2 separate regions of the Mus musculus genome follow, and region 2 is linked to region 1. The links are chromatin loops, found by intact Hi-C in ENCODE. Cell type or tissue: left cerebral cortex. All regions are shown on one strand.

Region 1 (8,000 bases):
ATCATTCATGGAATGGTTCCTCTACCGGAAATGTCTTAACTCTTTCCAGCTTGGGTTTTCTGTGTGATCAATCACTTAGAGGGCTTCGGATGGACATTCCCCGAGGTCTCCTGGGGTAAGCTTGATTCTAGCTCCCCTGGGCCGCCTGCCCTGGAGTGCAGTGGCTAGGTTGCCAAACATCAGAGGTATAGTTTTATATTTATTGGGTTTTTTTGGTTGGTTATGTTTTGTTTTGTTGTTTTTAGGAAACTGCCCTGTCATTTTCCAGAAAGTCTGTACCACTTCCCAGTCCCACTGGAGAAAGACAGGGTTTCCGCTCCTTCTACAACCACTGGCCAGGCAGTGTGCCTGTGAGCTGTCGTCACAGATCACTGGGGCTTTATTTGCACGTCTCCCATGACCAGTCATGAATCTGTTTCCATCCATGTGACCCCTCTGCATTTCCTGCCCACATTTGATTTGAATCTTCTCGATTTTTTTTAATGAGTTCTTTATATATCCTAGATATGAGTTCCTCATTAGATTTGTGGTTTGCAAATATTTCTGTCAGGCTGAAGCTCAGCTGTCGATCCTCCCAAGCAGGTCTTTTTCTGCTGAGCAAACATTTCCATTTTGACGAAGTTTGGTGCATTGATATTTCTTTTAGAGATCCTGTCATACCTGGTCACTCTGTTACCTGTCCTATGGCATCTCACAAGTGCTCTAAAGCTTTATGCTGTACCTAAATCTTTGGCCTGCTTTGTGTTAGCTTTTGTAGGAGATGTAAGGTTTAGGTCAAAGTACATTTCTTGGGCCAAGGCTGTAGTTCAACTGGTACAGTGCTTGCACCTTGCATGCATGAGGCCCTCAATTTAATCTCCAGTGGCATACACTCAAGTGCATACACATACACACACATACACAGAGGATATGGTGACACTTTCCTGAAATCTCAGCATTCTGGCGGCAGGAGCATCAGAGATTCCAGGTTGTTTACATAGTGAGTTTGAAACCAGTCTGGGCTACATGAGACTTTGTCTTGGAAAACAAAAATAAACAAGAACATTGTGTCTTCTTTATGAGGGGAGTTACGTGGCATCTGTTCCTGCCATATTTGTGTGATTTGGAGGTAAAGATAGCCCTGTCTTCCTTAAGTAGCACCCCTGTCTCTTCCTCTTTCTGTTTTATGGAATTACTATGAGTCACTTGGTATAATATTTTAGATGAAACACTCCAGAGATTGAAATTACCCTTTTAATTTTTTTTGAAGGTTTGTGAATTATTAGTTCCATTTCCTTGATAGTTTTAAGGGTGTCTCGTGTACTTATTTCCTGTTAGGAGAGAGGTGGCAGCCTGGTAGCCTTCACTTCTGTATACATTGGGTCATCTCAGCGAGGCTGTAGGAGGTTGCACCACTGCCCAGGAGTCCCTCCTCCCCAGCTCTGATTTCTCAGCTGATGACTATTCATATTTTACTGATGCTTCTCGCTTTCATAATTTCTGCTGTCTTTATTGGACTGTTTTTTGGTTTATTGTCTCTGCTGTCATTCTTTTTTTTGGCTGTTCTTGAAGTGGCAATTTAGAAGACTAAACTTGTTTGAGATTTTTCCCCTCATGTTTTCCTCAGTGTCTTGAAAGGGTTATTATTGTTTTTAAATAAATCCATACATGATTTCTAGTCAACTAGCCTTGAAGGGAACCTTTTGCACATGTGTCTGTATAAAGTTGTAGAGTTTCCATGACTCTTTAACTGCCCAGGTACCAAACTCTGTATTCAGGATGACAGAGGATGCTGACCCACAGAGCTTAAAGTCTTTCTGTGTCAGTCAAGAAGGATGGAGAGGAAGGATGCCGGTGTTATCCTCACTGCAGTAGAGCAACCTGACCTACCACCACCCTCAGGGCAAGGACCACTCAAAGGGATCCCGTGGCTTCCATCTAGAATCTTCTAATCCAGCTAATGCTGGCTCAGAGCTCAGAGACATAGGAAATGTCAAGGTCAAAGGTCTGCCAAGGGTCTGTCCCCCTTTTCCCTTCATCTCTGCACTCCAGGGGAACCAGTTGCTGTCCTTATTGCTGTGGCAAAAAGTGACTTAAGGAAAGAAGGAGTTAGCCCATCATTGCAGAGAAAGCAGGAAGGCAGAGGCATGAGAAAGCTGGTCCCACTGTGCCTAGAGCCCGGAAGTGGGGGGAAGCTGGTCCCCGGAAGTAGGGAGGCATGGGTGCTGGTGCTCAGTTCCCCTCTCCTTTTTATTCATTCTAGAGCCCCAGCCCATGGGGTGGCACTCCCCACATTCAGAGATGGTTTCCCCACTTCAAGTAGCCCAGTTTAGAAAATCCCTCACAGACACATCGGAAGGTGGGTCTAAATCCAGTCAACTTGATGACCTTAATCACCACACCAGGTGTTGGTCATCCATGGAGAATGGTCAGCCCACCTCTTCCGAAGATACCACAATTTCCCAGTGTAATCAAAATAGATCCAGGAGACTGCAACCGGACTAGGAAGGAGTCCTAACAAGGGCCAAGGTGAAGCCATAGCTGGGTTTCTCCCCAGCTGTGCAACCTTGGCAAAATCAAGGACTCTCTGTCTCCTGTCTTAGTCTGAAGCTAACCTCCTAGGGCTGTTCTGAAAGAGCAGTCTCTCTCTCTCTCTCTCTCTCTCTCTCTCTCTCTCTCTCTCTCTCTCTCTCTGTGTGTGTGTGTGTGTGTGTGTGTGTGTGAACTCATTGTAAAGAAGGCCCTGCCCACACCCGCAAGAGGCTGGCCTTGGTTGCTGCTGGCTCCTCTTGCATCATCAAACCCTCTGTCCTTCAGTTTGTCATCCACCGCTGCCTTTGATGTTTGGAAGAAGGAGGAAATCGACAACTGCTTCTCAATTCATCTCCACCCTCCGCGTCCCACCACCACCCTTAACCAAACCATTTGGTGACGGAGAAGAAGCAAGCTTATTCCAGAACATTGCAGACACTTGTTCAGAAGCCCAAGGGCACAGTGGGAGCGCGCACCAAACTAGTTCCAGCAGGAGGCAGGCAGGTTTGCTCCTGACCAACCAATCCACCTTCAGTTGCTCAGTGCCCGGCACACTACCGGGCATTTCTGTTGAATGACGCAGTTTACCTCCTCTGGGAACTGTCTGGAAATGAAGCGCCCCGCGTCAGGCAGCTCCCACCATGATTTCCCAGGCGTGGCATCCACAAAGACACTTTGAGAGGAGTAATTTGACAGAGAGCCCCCCGCCCCCAGGTTGCTGAAGTGTGGTGCTCTGACTGGCTGTGATATTCACATGCAAGCTCTGCAGACACTTTCCTAGCCAAAACGAAGTTGTTGTGTGTGTATGGGGTGGGGGTGGGGTGGAGGTGGGAATCCAGGCCACCCACACCCAAAGCAGGGTCTTCCAGTTAGCGTCATTGGAAACACGCGCATGCGCGCAAGCCCCGGCTAAGTTTTCGGTTCTCTGTCTGCTGCCAACCTGCTTCTGAAAGTCTGAAGGCTCTGTTCCAGCTGAAAGCCCCACTCCCTGGGTCAGAGAAGTTAACGATTCCCCCCACCCCACACCCCACCCCACCCCGCCCCCGCAAAGTCCTAAGGTTACTTTACAGTCATCACAGCTAGACTCCCGGTATCCCTGGGATGCCATGGCCTGGATGCTGCCTCTTTTGAGCTAATGCCCCAGGGTGCTGTTTGGTGAGCAAAGTTTAAATTCCCATTTGCACTTGAGCCTTTCACGTGTTAAATAGCTGGTTCTGAGTAGGATCTCTGGGTAGGAGCTGTCCGCAGCCGAACAAGCAGGGCGGAAGCGAGATCATGGTCATGTGACAGTATGCCAACTCTTCCATTTATCATCCGTGTGTGGCTCTTTTGAGTTCCTCTTTCTGTGCCTTGTTTTCTCACTTGCAAATCACTGTGATACCTATGTCCCCCACAAAAGGGTGTCTGAAGCAATCCAAGCTGCCCCCAAAACCCCAGCTCATGGGGAGGGGGAGGCAAGTGTTCCTTCTCTGCCCCCAGCGAATCTGAATCTTTCTCCTAGTGTGTTTATGCTTAAAAGGGCTATAGTTTCCTGGTCTTGGGATTCTATCTAGAAAGCACTTCCTGAACTAACAACTTGAAGCATTTCTCCCATGATGCCAACCAAATATATTTTAAAATGTTCAATACCTATAGTTACCAGAGAAATGAAAAACAAAATGGCAAGATTCCATCCCACCCCAGTCTCCGTGGTTATCATCAAAAAATAAATAAAAAGTAGAGACGGCTCAGTTGGTAAAGTACTTGCCCATGCAAGCCTAAGGAACTAAGTCAATGGCTAGAAACCACTCAGAAAGCCTGGTGTGAGGGTGACCCCAGTGCAGACCCCAGTGCTGGGGAAGGGAGCACAGATGGGGTCCTGGGGCTCACTGGCCTGCCCCGCCTAGCTGACTCTCCAAAACCTGGGTGAAATGATATCAAGAACTCAAAAATAAGGTGGAGAGAGGATGAGAAAGACCTGAGGTTGTGGAAACAGCAGCACATACCTGTACACCTGCATGCAGGCCCACACAACACACAGGAAGGAGGGAGAGGGAGGGAGAAAAGGGGGAGAGGGAGGAGGGGAGGGGGAAGGAGAGGGAGAGAGAAAAGGGGGAGAGGGAGAAAGAGGGAGGAGGGGAAGGAGAAGGAGAGAGAAAGGAAGAGAGAGAGGGGGAGAGGGAGGAGGAAGAGGGGGAAGGAGAAGGAGAGAGAAAATGAGGAGAGGGAGGGAGGAGGGGGAGAGGTAGAAGGAGGCAAATTCAGGAGATGACTCAATCTGCAACGTGCTTTGAATTCAAATCCTCACACCTACATTTATTTATTTATTTATTTGTTTGTTTGTTTGTTTGTTTTTGTTTTTTCGAGACCGGGTTTCTCTGTATATCCCTGGCTGTCCTGGAACTCAGTTTGTAGACCAGGCTGGCCTCGAACTCAGAAATCCGCCTGCCTCTGCCTCCTGAGTGCTGGGATTAAAGGCGAGCGTCACCACACCCGGCTACTTTTTTTTTTTTTTTAAATTGCAACCTGAGGCAGCTAAAACTCTTCACTGGTCAGCTATCTTAGCCCAGTGCATGAGGTGATAGGTTAAGTGAGAGTCTCTGCCTGTGTGTGTCTCTGCCCGTGCATGCACACACACACACACACACACACACACACGCGCGCAAGTGCTACAGCCCCTGGGCCCTGTGAGCTCCTTAACCATATGTTCTTTGTCAGATTTGCAGTACCATGCTTGTGTGTCCTCTTGTGGAACAGGTTTAAAATCAAAGCAGGAAGTGTTTGGTTATCCCCAAAACAGACATGTCATGAGCCTATCTTTCCCATGCTAGGCATTATTACGGTTCATAGGGTTCATAGCAAAGTATGACAACACAGAGAGACAGAGACAGAGACAGAGACAGAGAGACAGAGAGAGAGGGGGAGACAAAGAGAGAGGGAGAGGGCACCCTACACCCTGTACACTGCACCCTGCATACTAGAACCTTCCAGTACTAAGAGAGCCAGGTAGCAGGAAGAAAGCTTTGTGATCAGTGCCCAACTTGATTCTTCCATGTCTGTGACAGCCAGTGTTTGTGGTGTCTTAAGCAATAGGTTTTTACCATCAAGTTCTTGTGGGCAGATAGGCAACCAAGAGCAAGCCTATATTATGTTGGGAGTCTCAGAGATACTTCTAACCCAATGAACCACAGGGTTATTTGGCAACCAATGGTTTCTAATGAGCGTAATCTCCCCTGTGTTGGATAACTCCAGCTAGACTCTTTTATATGGATATGTACATAACTATATACATACACATATGTGGGGGGCTTAGGAAATAGGTCTCCATATGACTTTTTTTTTTTTTAAACATCCTTAGAGTTAGAGTCATCCTCCCTTCCACCACCTTATCTGCCTGGCTCTTCCAAACCTTTCCCATTTAACCCTTCTCCCTAGTGTTCCCTTTTCTAGTTGCCCTCTGAGTTTGTATTTTTCTATCCATAGGCCAGCACAGCTCTCAGGCCTCATCTTAAGATGTTTCTTCGTGCCATGGATGGTGATTAACAAATAAATCTACAACCTGTCAAAATTCGGAGGGTAAGTGTCTGTGGAGTGTTCAGCTGCAAACCTGTGAGACACCTGGACCACACCCTCCCAAGGCTCAGTGCCCATCCAGAAAGAAGGGGTGAAAAGACAGTAAGATCCCAAGGTGTCTCGGACCAGGACAGGACCCATGAATGTTCACACTGTCTTTGGCTGCCTGCACAAAACAACTTAACATTCTAGGGAGGAGTGAGAAGGGATCCCTAAGTCCCGCCCCTAACTGAGGAGCTATTGGCAGTTGGTGGCTTCTGAAGGAGGAAGAGTCGGTTTTGTTAAAGCTGTGGCTCCTGGTAGGTCAACCAGATTCTGGTGGTTAGCTCCACATCTAGAAGTCTGTGGACAGCACAACTTAGGGTGAATGGATTATTAAATATTTTTAAAAGAGAACATGAAATTGGGGGGGGAGGTAAGGAGGTGGGGGATGGATCTGAGAAGAGTGGAGAGGGTGAATATGGCCAAAATATATAAATTTCCTCAAAGAACTAATAAAAATATCTTAAAATCCATAAATAAGATAGTGAGTGATTGAGGAAGATACCTAGTAGTGTCTACATGCATAAGGACACATGTTCACACATTTTTCACAACCCCACTTCACACACACACACACACACACACACACACACACACCCCACAAAATTAACATAAATGAATCAATAAATGCAAGTGGGAAAAATGGGGTCTGGCCATTTGAATAAGTATGGCCCCTGTGGGTTCCTATCTTTAAATGCTTTAGTCCCCAGGGAGTGGCACTACTTGAAAGGATTAGAAGGACTTGGGGGAGGGGTGGCCTTGTTGGAAGCAGGGCATCATGGGAGATAGGCTTTGAGGTTTCAAAAGCCCATGCCAAGCCCGGTGTCTTCCTCTCTGCCTGCAGATCAGGATGCAGCTTCCAGGGACTTCTCCAAGGACATGCCTGCTGCCATGCTCCCTGCCATGGTGACAATGAACTAAACCTCTGGAACTGTAGGCCAGCCCTCAGTTAAAGGCTTGCCTTCATAAGGGTTGGTCATGAGGTTTCTCTGCAGCAACAAAACAGTGACTAAGACCGGGAGGAAAAAGGAATTCTTAGACATTTTTGGTAGGAATATAAAGAAGTACAGATGCTACGAAAGAAAGAAAAAAAAAAGAACTAAAAATAGATCCAGCCTATGAGTCAACTGTCCTACTTCTGGGACTGTAACTAAAGAGGTCCTTGCATGGCATCACACACAGTGACAAAGACAGCTCAGGTCCCCGTCGCAGGCCAATGCTCTGACCATGGCTTCCCTTTCTCTTTTCTCTGTCTCTTGAGTGCTGGGATTGCCACTGTGCATGGCCATATTCAGTTTATACTGTGCTGGAAATGGAACCTAGGGCCTCGTGCACACTAGGCAAGCACTCGACCCACTGGGCCACATGCCCAGCTCTGCCTTGTCCTTTAGATCAGCATAAGGCCATGGAGGCACAGCTGCAGGCTGACTGGGTGCTGGAGGGGAGAACACGGCACAGTAAAAGACACGGGAAAGTTCCATCATATTCTACAATGCAAAGGCCAAGTCCAAACAGCTCTGCCCACATGCCGCCGGCACACAGCTGCGAGCTGTCACTGTAGGATAAAGACCTCAAGTTTGGGTTTCTCTACTATGAAGCTAACATGGGTGCATTTAAAACAACTCAATTATGAGAGACGGAATAGAATGAGAAGGCTGCTGTCCACACCAACAATAGCCTCATACTCTCACACGTATCACAAACACCACACACATAAACACACATCACACACCTTACCACACACTATACCCATATCACACATAAACACATGCATACACATACATCACACTACATACACATACTCACACGTCACTACAGATAACACCATGCAAACGTGTACGTTACACACCGCACACATCACAAACATACACATACAACACCATACAAGCACACTG
Region 2 (8,000 bases), 63 kb before region 1:
CTGAGAGCATGAGGAGCTGAATCAGAACCCACAAGATCCATGAAAAGAGCCATGCATGGCTGCATTGCCTGCAACCCAGGGGTTCTCAACCTGTGGGTCGCACCCGCAACCCCTTTGGGAGTTAAATGACTTGTTCGAAGGGTTGTTTAAGACCATCAGAAAACAGATATTCGCATGATGGCTCATAACAGTAGCAACATTACAGTTTTGAGGTGGCAATGAAGTAACTTTATGGTTGGGGGGTGGGGTCACTAACTGTAAAGGAACTAGACTAAAGGGTCACAGCGTTAGGAAGGTTGAGAGCCACTGCTATAACCCAAATACTATGAGGTAAAGACAAGTGGATCCTGAGAGCTCACTGGCCTGCCATGCAAAAACTCAAGCTTCCAGTTCCGTGACAAGCCCTGTCTTAGGGTGACAAGGCCATGCACAGGTGTGCTTCTATGGCTTCTGTATGCTCACACACTGTTGCACTCACTGCATGCTTCTTTACACACACATGTACATGTATGTTGAACAGTGGAAGACATGACAGATTTCTCTGGGTTTTTCTTCTCACTGAATGAAAATATGGAGGTTCCCTTGTTTAAAACATTTTAAAATCCTTAAGCTTTAACGTACAATCTTTCTGCAGTACTTTACTTCAGAAACTAAGGCGCTGTCTGCCCTCTCCAAATCAACCCTTCCTCAGGCCCACACGGTCATTCAGACACTCAGGCAATTTGTCTAAGTACCACATGAAACATTGCGTTAGTTTCCAAATCATCACGTCTCTAGCTTGTCTCCCTTCTCACCGGCTCTTCAAGTTAATCCTAATTAATGTTGGTTTTTCCCTTCCTTTGTGGGTGTTTGGCCCTAATCCCCAGGCCCAGGGAAATTGCCCGGGTTGTCTGATCTCACTTGAAGCTTTCAGAATGTGAATGGCAGCTTCTCCCTGTAGGTTTGGAGTTCTCAACATTTATGGTGGGAAATGGGGGATTGGGAGGGACAGAATTACCAGGGTCCGAAGGAAATAGCTTCCCTTGGAAAATTCCACACACCAAGGATGTTTCCAGTGCCTAACTGTTCTCCACACTCCACTTTGTCTGCCCCAAACTCTTCAACACCGAGCAACATCCCTGTGACATGCTCTTGAGGGACAGAGAGCCATTTACCAGCTCTGATCTGTTGACCCCTCCCATCAGAGCCCACGGCAGAACTGACCCACGTCTTCACAGAGGTCATGTGCCCCATTTATGAATCCCTGCGTTGACCCGCCTTTCCTGAGGGTTCTCATCACCTTACAGTACTGAATTCCCGAATTCTCAGTGTAATCTCGTATTTGAAACCTATGAGTATTATCTTTGGAAATAATGAAGACCACTGCTGGGCCATTTAAAACTCAAGAACCAGGGCCCAGAAAGATGTCTGGGCAGGTAAACATGGTTGGAATGAAAACCTGGGAAGTTGAAATTCAGTCCCTGGAAAGATGAAAGGAGGGAACGGAGTCCCCACGGTCATCCTCTGACTGGCGCATGTGCACTGTGGCATGTGAGCTCCCCAATAATAAATAGCATTTTTAAATGTGAAGAATGGAAATGACTGAAGTGTCTCACATTCTCTGCCATGTGCCAAGACGGGGTTAGGCTGGGAAGCATGGTAAGAAAAAAAACTGTTGCCGCCAACCTGCAGCCTGGTTTTACCCACAGAGTTAGGCATTGTGAAAATCAAGTCTTCATTTACGAGAAGGTGCCCACTCTGGTGTTGCTCATCATTTCCCCCATTTCCGTGGTGTGTGTGTGTGTGTGTGTGTGTGTGTGTGTTTGTGTGTACATACTTCAATGAGAGGTTATCTATTATTTCTATAAGTATAGATGGTGGTCAGTCATGTGTAGGAGAAAATAACCCCCTTACACATGGAAGGAAGAGGTGATATTCTAGCCAACACTGAATTCCTCTGCAGAAGTAATCAGAGAGAGAGCCAGGATGGTTCATTGGGTAAGAGCATTTGTTCCCCCGACGTCCAAGGACCTGAGTTCAAATCTGCAAGCTAAGAATAGCCACAGTTGTGCCTGGGACCCTCGTACTCTTCTGGGGGGAAGAAGAAACAGTAAGATGGCTAGGGCTTCTTAGCTGCCGACCGGGTTCCAAGCTCAGTGAACGAGTCTGTGAGTCTGTGAGGGAATGAGGCAGAGCGAGAGTAGGAAGCCCAGTGTCTTCCTTCAGCCTCTGTGGATCCATGTGCACACCCCCTCCCATATATACACATTCATGGAGGAATCATCAATGAGAAAGCCCAGTTATTGCCTGTCCGCTGATGGAAAGGGTTACCTGGGGTAGCAGCTGAGACTTATCCTAGCCAGGAATTTCCCTTACAGAAAACAAGATCAGGATGCATTTTAGATGCCAGACTGCTGCTTGGACAGACACAACTACCTGGAATCGCCCGTGCAATAGCACTTCCCAGAAAACCCACAGGGACTCACTTGAACCTCTTCTGAAGGCCATGGGTCCTGCCCTTCGGAATTCAGCTTTCTTTACAGTGACAGGGAAAAACAATCTTATTTTTAATTTTCCTAAATAAGTGGAGGCATGTCTCATCTTCCTCCACAGTCTGAGACTCTGGACCCCTCACCTTTTCATATTTCCTCGGATGACTTTGCTAGTGAACTTTGGAAGGAACGAGCCTAAGGATCTCTCCCACAAACCGTGGAGATTTCCCATGGAAAGCCAGTCCCCACTCAAGTGTATTTGGCTCCTGTATCTGTAAAGTATTTTTGCTTGTCTCTGAGGGAGCAAATGCACATCCAGGGCCCTGGGACCCACAGCTGCTGCAAGGAAGCCACAGCACATTTCACAAAGGCATCCTTCCTGCCCATGGTCCCCTGAGGAAGCAATTCTGAGACGCTGTTTCTTTTTCCCAGAAAGAAGAGCCCAGCCGTGCCTCAGCTAGGAAAGGCTGTCAGTTTTCTGCCTGTATGCCCCAGGACTCAGGACCACCATCCATCTCCCCAGGAACTACCAGCCTTCTAAGCACACAATGGGTTCCTTCCAACCACGCAGCATCTCTCTTCAGAGGAACTCAGGCAACTCGCATCCAATTTTGTTCCAAAATTCTGCAAAAAAAAAAAAAGTTTCACGTGTGGAGAAAATGTATGTAGATCTGTAACAGATCTTAAAAAAAACAAAAACAAAACAAAAAAAACAAAACCAAGCAAACCATGTTTTCAATTACCATGTATAATGTGTGGAATAATCACCACAATGTTGTCTTTGTGTAGAATAAATTTCTAAGAAATGGAGTTGAATTGCTGCTGGCTTACCAATTACAGTTCCGTGGAAAAGGTTATCCACACTCTCTCCAACAAACTCCTGATGGTTCCATAGGATTGGATGCAGTAGTTGTTTTGATTTGTGTTTTAATTAGTGGCACTGAGTCCTGTTTACCTATTGCCTCACTATTGTCTCCTCTGTGGAGTACTCATTCAAGGCCTCTGAAGGCCAGGCTTGGTCTTGGTCATCCATCTTTTTTCTTGATGTCTTGTGAGAATCCCTTTGTACTAAGGGCTTCCCTCTTTGACAAGTTTAACACCTCTAAGTTTTACTTTACAGCAGCCTGGCGTGTATCTATGGCCTTTTAAACTGCAGTAGACTTTTCTGTGAGGTCTAATGTGTCAGATTTGCTCCCATTGACACCTGGAGTTTATACCCTATTCGAAAAGGACTTTCATAATTTGGCAAGACCTATACAATTTACCTGTTGGGTTGGTAGCACCATTTTGGTTTAATGATTATATGCAATGCTATCATTTATGTGAAACTTATTTTGGAATAACAGCTAACAGGCATTTTGGATTTTTTTTTCAAATAACAAATTGTCTTCCAGCTCACAAGCATCCATTATTTTGAAACTGATAACTTTTTACATGGTGGGTGGACTCCAGCAGGAGCAGAGCTAGCCACACTTTCTACCAGCCTCCTCCTCATAGCACCGTTTCCTATGACGCCAACGTTGTACTGCTTTTAACAGGGACAGTCAGACTCACAGTCCCTATTTTTCATCCTTAATGTGTGTGTGTGTGTGTGTGTGTGTGTGTGCGCGCGCGCGCGCGCACGCGTGCATGCGCATGCCCCCACACAGGCACACGAGCATGCACTCACACACATGGGTGCATGCACCGGTGCCTGTGAATGTATGCAAAGGCCAGAGGTTGACGGCAGGTGTCTTCCTTAGTCAGCTTCCATCTTATGTTTTAGACAGTCTCCCATTGAATATGGAACTCACGGTTCAGCTAAGCTGACTGGCTGCTGAGCACCAGCCTCTGACTCACAGCAAGGATGCGCCACTATGCCTGGAGTTTTAATGGGTTCCAGGGCATTGAACTCAGATCCTCAGACTTGCAGAGCAAGCACTTTATCAGCTGAGCACCCCTGGCTGAGTTTCTAGGTTGTATTTACCACTAATTTCAGAATTGTGTTTAGATCTTTTCCAAGCACAGAGAGCTCATGTTTTCTGCTTGCTCAAGTTCCTTTCATAACCAGTTGTGCATTTTCTTGCTAATACCTAACCCTTGCTGAATCTGAACACTTAGGGACAGAGTGCCATCATGGGCCTCTTGGCAGAGGATGACATTCACGCTATTCATCTCTTTCTCTCGTGCCAGTGCGATTCCTTCTCACACCTGCTCACTCTGGCTTAGCATTCAGAACAACATCCAGAAATACAGGTGTGGGCATGCATTTCTCTAGACTGAAAAGTTTTCTCGGCTTTGCAGATGTTGCTGTCCCCTGTTGTTGCTTCCTGCAGCTGTGATCAACCCCACTGTGATTTTCGACATCATGGTCAAGCCCTTGGGCTGCACCTCCTTCAAGCTGTTTGCAGACAAAGTTCCAAAGGCAGCAGCAGAAAACTTCCATGCTCTGAGTTTGGGAGAGAAAGGGTTTGGCTAGAAGGGCTACTCCTAGCTGGAGAGACTACCCTTGTAGAGGTCATGAGTTCAATTCCCAGCCATCTGGAATGGGATCCAATGCCCTTGTCTGGTGTGTCTGAAGACAGCTATAGTGTACTCACATACACTGACTGCTCTTCCTGAGGTACTGAGTTCAATTCCCAGGAACTGCATGATGGCTCACAAACATTCATAATGAGATCTGATGCCCTTTTCTGATATGTCTGAAGACAACTAGAGTATACTCATATATAGAAAATAAATAAACAAATCTTTAAATAAATCTTAAAAACTGGGGTGTGGGGAGGGGCTACTCCTTTCACAGAATTGTTCCAGGGTGGTGACGTCACACGCCATAATAGCACTGGAGTCTTCTATGTGGAGAAATTTGAGGATGAGAAGGTCATCCTGAAGCATACAGGTTCTGGCATCCCATCCATGGCCAATGCTGGACCAAACACAAGCAGTTCCCAGGTCTTTTGTTGATGTTGGTGTTGGTGTTTTTTTTTTTAATCTTCATTGCCAAGATTGAGTGGCAGGATGACAAACATGTGGCCTCTAGGAAGGTAAAAGAAGGCATGAGCATCGTGCAAACTGTGGAATGGCAAGACCAGCAAGAAGATCACCATTTCTGACTGTGAAAAAACTCTAATTCTTTTGACTTGCAATCATACCCACCAGAACTTTAGTAGCTCAGAAGAGCACCCACAACCATACCCCAAGAGAGCCTGCCACCCCATCTGCTCACAATACTCTGTAATTTCTGCTCTCAATGAAATTCTTGGAGTTCCATATTTTCCTCATTCCCCTCCAAGCCAAGCTGGATTGCAGAGTCAAGTTTATGACAATGAATAGAAACTAAATAAGAAAAATAAAGTTTTCTTAATTATATTCTTATTTATTGTGTGTGTTGGGTAGGTCTAGGTGTGTGCACATGGTGCATCTTGTGTGTGGAGAACAACTTGAAGGAATCAGGTTTCTCCTTCCACTGTGTGTGTCCTCGGTATTGAGCTCAGGTCATAGGCTTAGTGACAACTGTCTTTACTAGCAGGGCCAATTTGTCATCCTTTTGCCTGACTGGAAGGGGGATGCTGTTGAGGTTTGGAATTTTGCTATGCTAAATACTGGTGGTTCCCAGAGACCTCACATAGACCCAGGTGATGCTATGTGACCTTGCCCCAAATTACCCCTGACTGGTGAATAAAGATGCTGACAGCCAATAGCTAGGCAGAAAAGACACTGGCAGGGTTTAGGACTCCCAGGCTTGGGGTCAGAGGAGGACCACAAGGTGGAGAGAAGAAGGTGGAGAGAAGAGAAAGACACCATGGGTTAGTAGTCAAGAAAATATGGCCCCGAGGACTGGACAGTTGGAGTTAAGAGCAGCCCAAATGAAACATAGTAATAACTTAGGGTTATCGATAGGAAATAGATTTTAATAGCATAGAGGGTAGATATATGCCAAGCATTAGTGCTCATAAAGGCTTATTATAAATATAAAGGTCATGCATGTCTTTTATCTGGGATCTGAATAATCAAACACAGGATAGAAGCCCCTGGCTGAGATTAAATATTTTCTACAATAGGATGCTTTGGTTTTCATGACCAAAGGCCACTAGGTTTTGACTTAGAAACTGTCTTATTTGGATTTAAATAACAATTATTTCTTTGAGTTGATATTTGGCTTAGGGTAAACCTCTTAGTTAAATGGGATCATAGACACTGCCACAATGGAAAAGTGACTTTAAGTCAGAGAAACTCACTAAGGTTGCAGACCTTATATAACCAAGGAATCAATGACCACGAAGACACCAGTCCTAAATATGTATGCATGAAATGAGATAATGATAAAGTACACAAAGAAAAAGAAACTCACCAAAGACTGGGAAGACTTGGAAAGAACTAAAAGGTAAAACAGAAAAGCTAAGGTATTAGAGACGTTAGTGGTTTTAACAATTAATATAAAAGCTGGATAGCAAGTCATCAAAGATGTGTGCGGACAAGCACCACCAGACCCCACCACTCTCAGCAGGATCTTGATGCGACATAAAACTGTCCTCCCAACCATGGAGAACTCTCTTTCTCCTCTAACACCCACAGAATGTGCTCTAAAGTAGATTCTATCCCAAGCAGCAAAATAGATTGTGATATGTTCTAAGATAGTAAACTGCTCCAGGGTGGGTTACCTGCCCACAGTGGGACTAAACCAAGTATCAAGCAATGGAGAGATTACAGGAGAAGCTTAACTCACCGGGACCTAGGCTAGACTTTATCAAAGTGGAAAAATTATCAGAAAGAAAATCAGTGAGACACAACTAAACAGGCACATAGTCAGGAGATTTCCAGGGCTAAGTGCAGTCATTAGGAAAAAGGACAAAGCTCATTCCTCACACACATAGAAAAGAGTTACCAAATAGATTCAGACCAAGCAGAAGGAAGCTAGTAGTGAATAGAAAGGATTAGAGGCACGGGAGAGTGGGGGCCAGCAGCAAGTCCAAGAGCTGAGACCTCTTTCGAGGTCAGCTGACATTTTTTTTTTAAGGTTTATTTTATGTATCCATGTTGGGGAATATGCATGTGAGTGCAGGTACCCATGGAAGCCAGAAGAGGGCATCAGATCCCTTGGATCTGGAGTTGCAAGCTGTCGTGAGCAGCCAGACTGGGTGCTGGGAGTTGATGTTCAGTCCTCTGCAAGAGCAGCAAGTGCTCTTAACTGCTGAGCCAGCTCTCTAGCCCAATTTGACAAAATTTCTCATAAGACTTATGGGGGAGGCTGTGAGACAATGTTTTTTAAAAAAATCCAAGTAGAGTTCAATGCTACCACTAACCACACATATAAAAATAATGAACTCAATGACTTACAAAAACAAAATAAAACCACTTTCTCTCTCTCTCTCTCTCTCTCTCTCTCTCTCTCTCTCTCTTTCTTTCTTTCTTTCTTTCTTTCTACTTCCAGTTTTTGATGGTTTCCTGGATAATTCTACTAGAGTTTCAAAAGAGAGTTAGTTAATATCACTTATATACAAGTTCATTGAGTAAACAGATATGGCAGGGACAGCGGCCAGTGCATTTCAT

What was found. Hi-C counts contacts between places; a loop is a spot of excess contacts. Peaks named below come from ENCODE experiments on the same cell type or tissue, not always from the same donor. Only the 100,000 strongest peaks of a DNase experiment are listed, where the experiment ranks them.
Region 2: it touches region 1 in a loop (2.2-fold over the local background); 6 of 42 quality-filtered maps call a loop at or near these places.

The regions. Positions count from the first base shown.
Region 1 is chr13:51,397,573-51,405,572 of GRCm38, forward strand. The region is part of intron 1 of Gm32834 (a long non-coding RNA gene); the gene reads right to left. Among named protein-coding and RNA genes, the nearest start is that of S1pr3, 7.0 kb to the right of the region's middle. In left cerebral cortex, no CTCF peak of the experiment used is centred here; DNase peaks (open chromatin) are centred at 3,014, 3,375, 3,808, 7,179 and 1 more place; H3K4me3 peaks cover 967 bases; H3K27ac peaks cover 1,891 bases.
Region 2 is chr13:51,334,131-51,342,130 of GRCm38, forward strand. The region is part of intron 2 of Gm46414 (a long non-coding RNA gene); the gene reads left to right. It also overlaps the pseudogene Gm6056. Among named protein-coding and RNA genes, the nearest start is that of S1pr3, 70 kb to the right of the region's middle. In left cerebral cortex, no CTCF peak of the experiment used is centred here; a DNase peak (open chromatin) is centred at 3,960.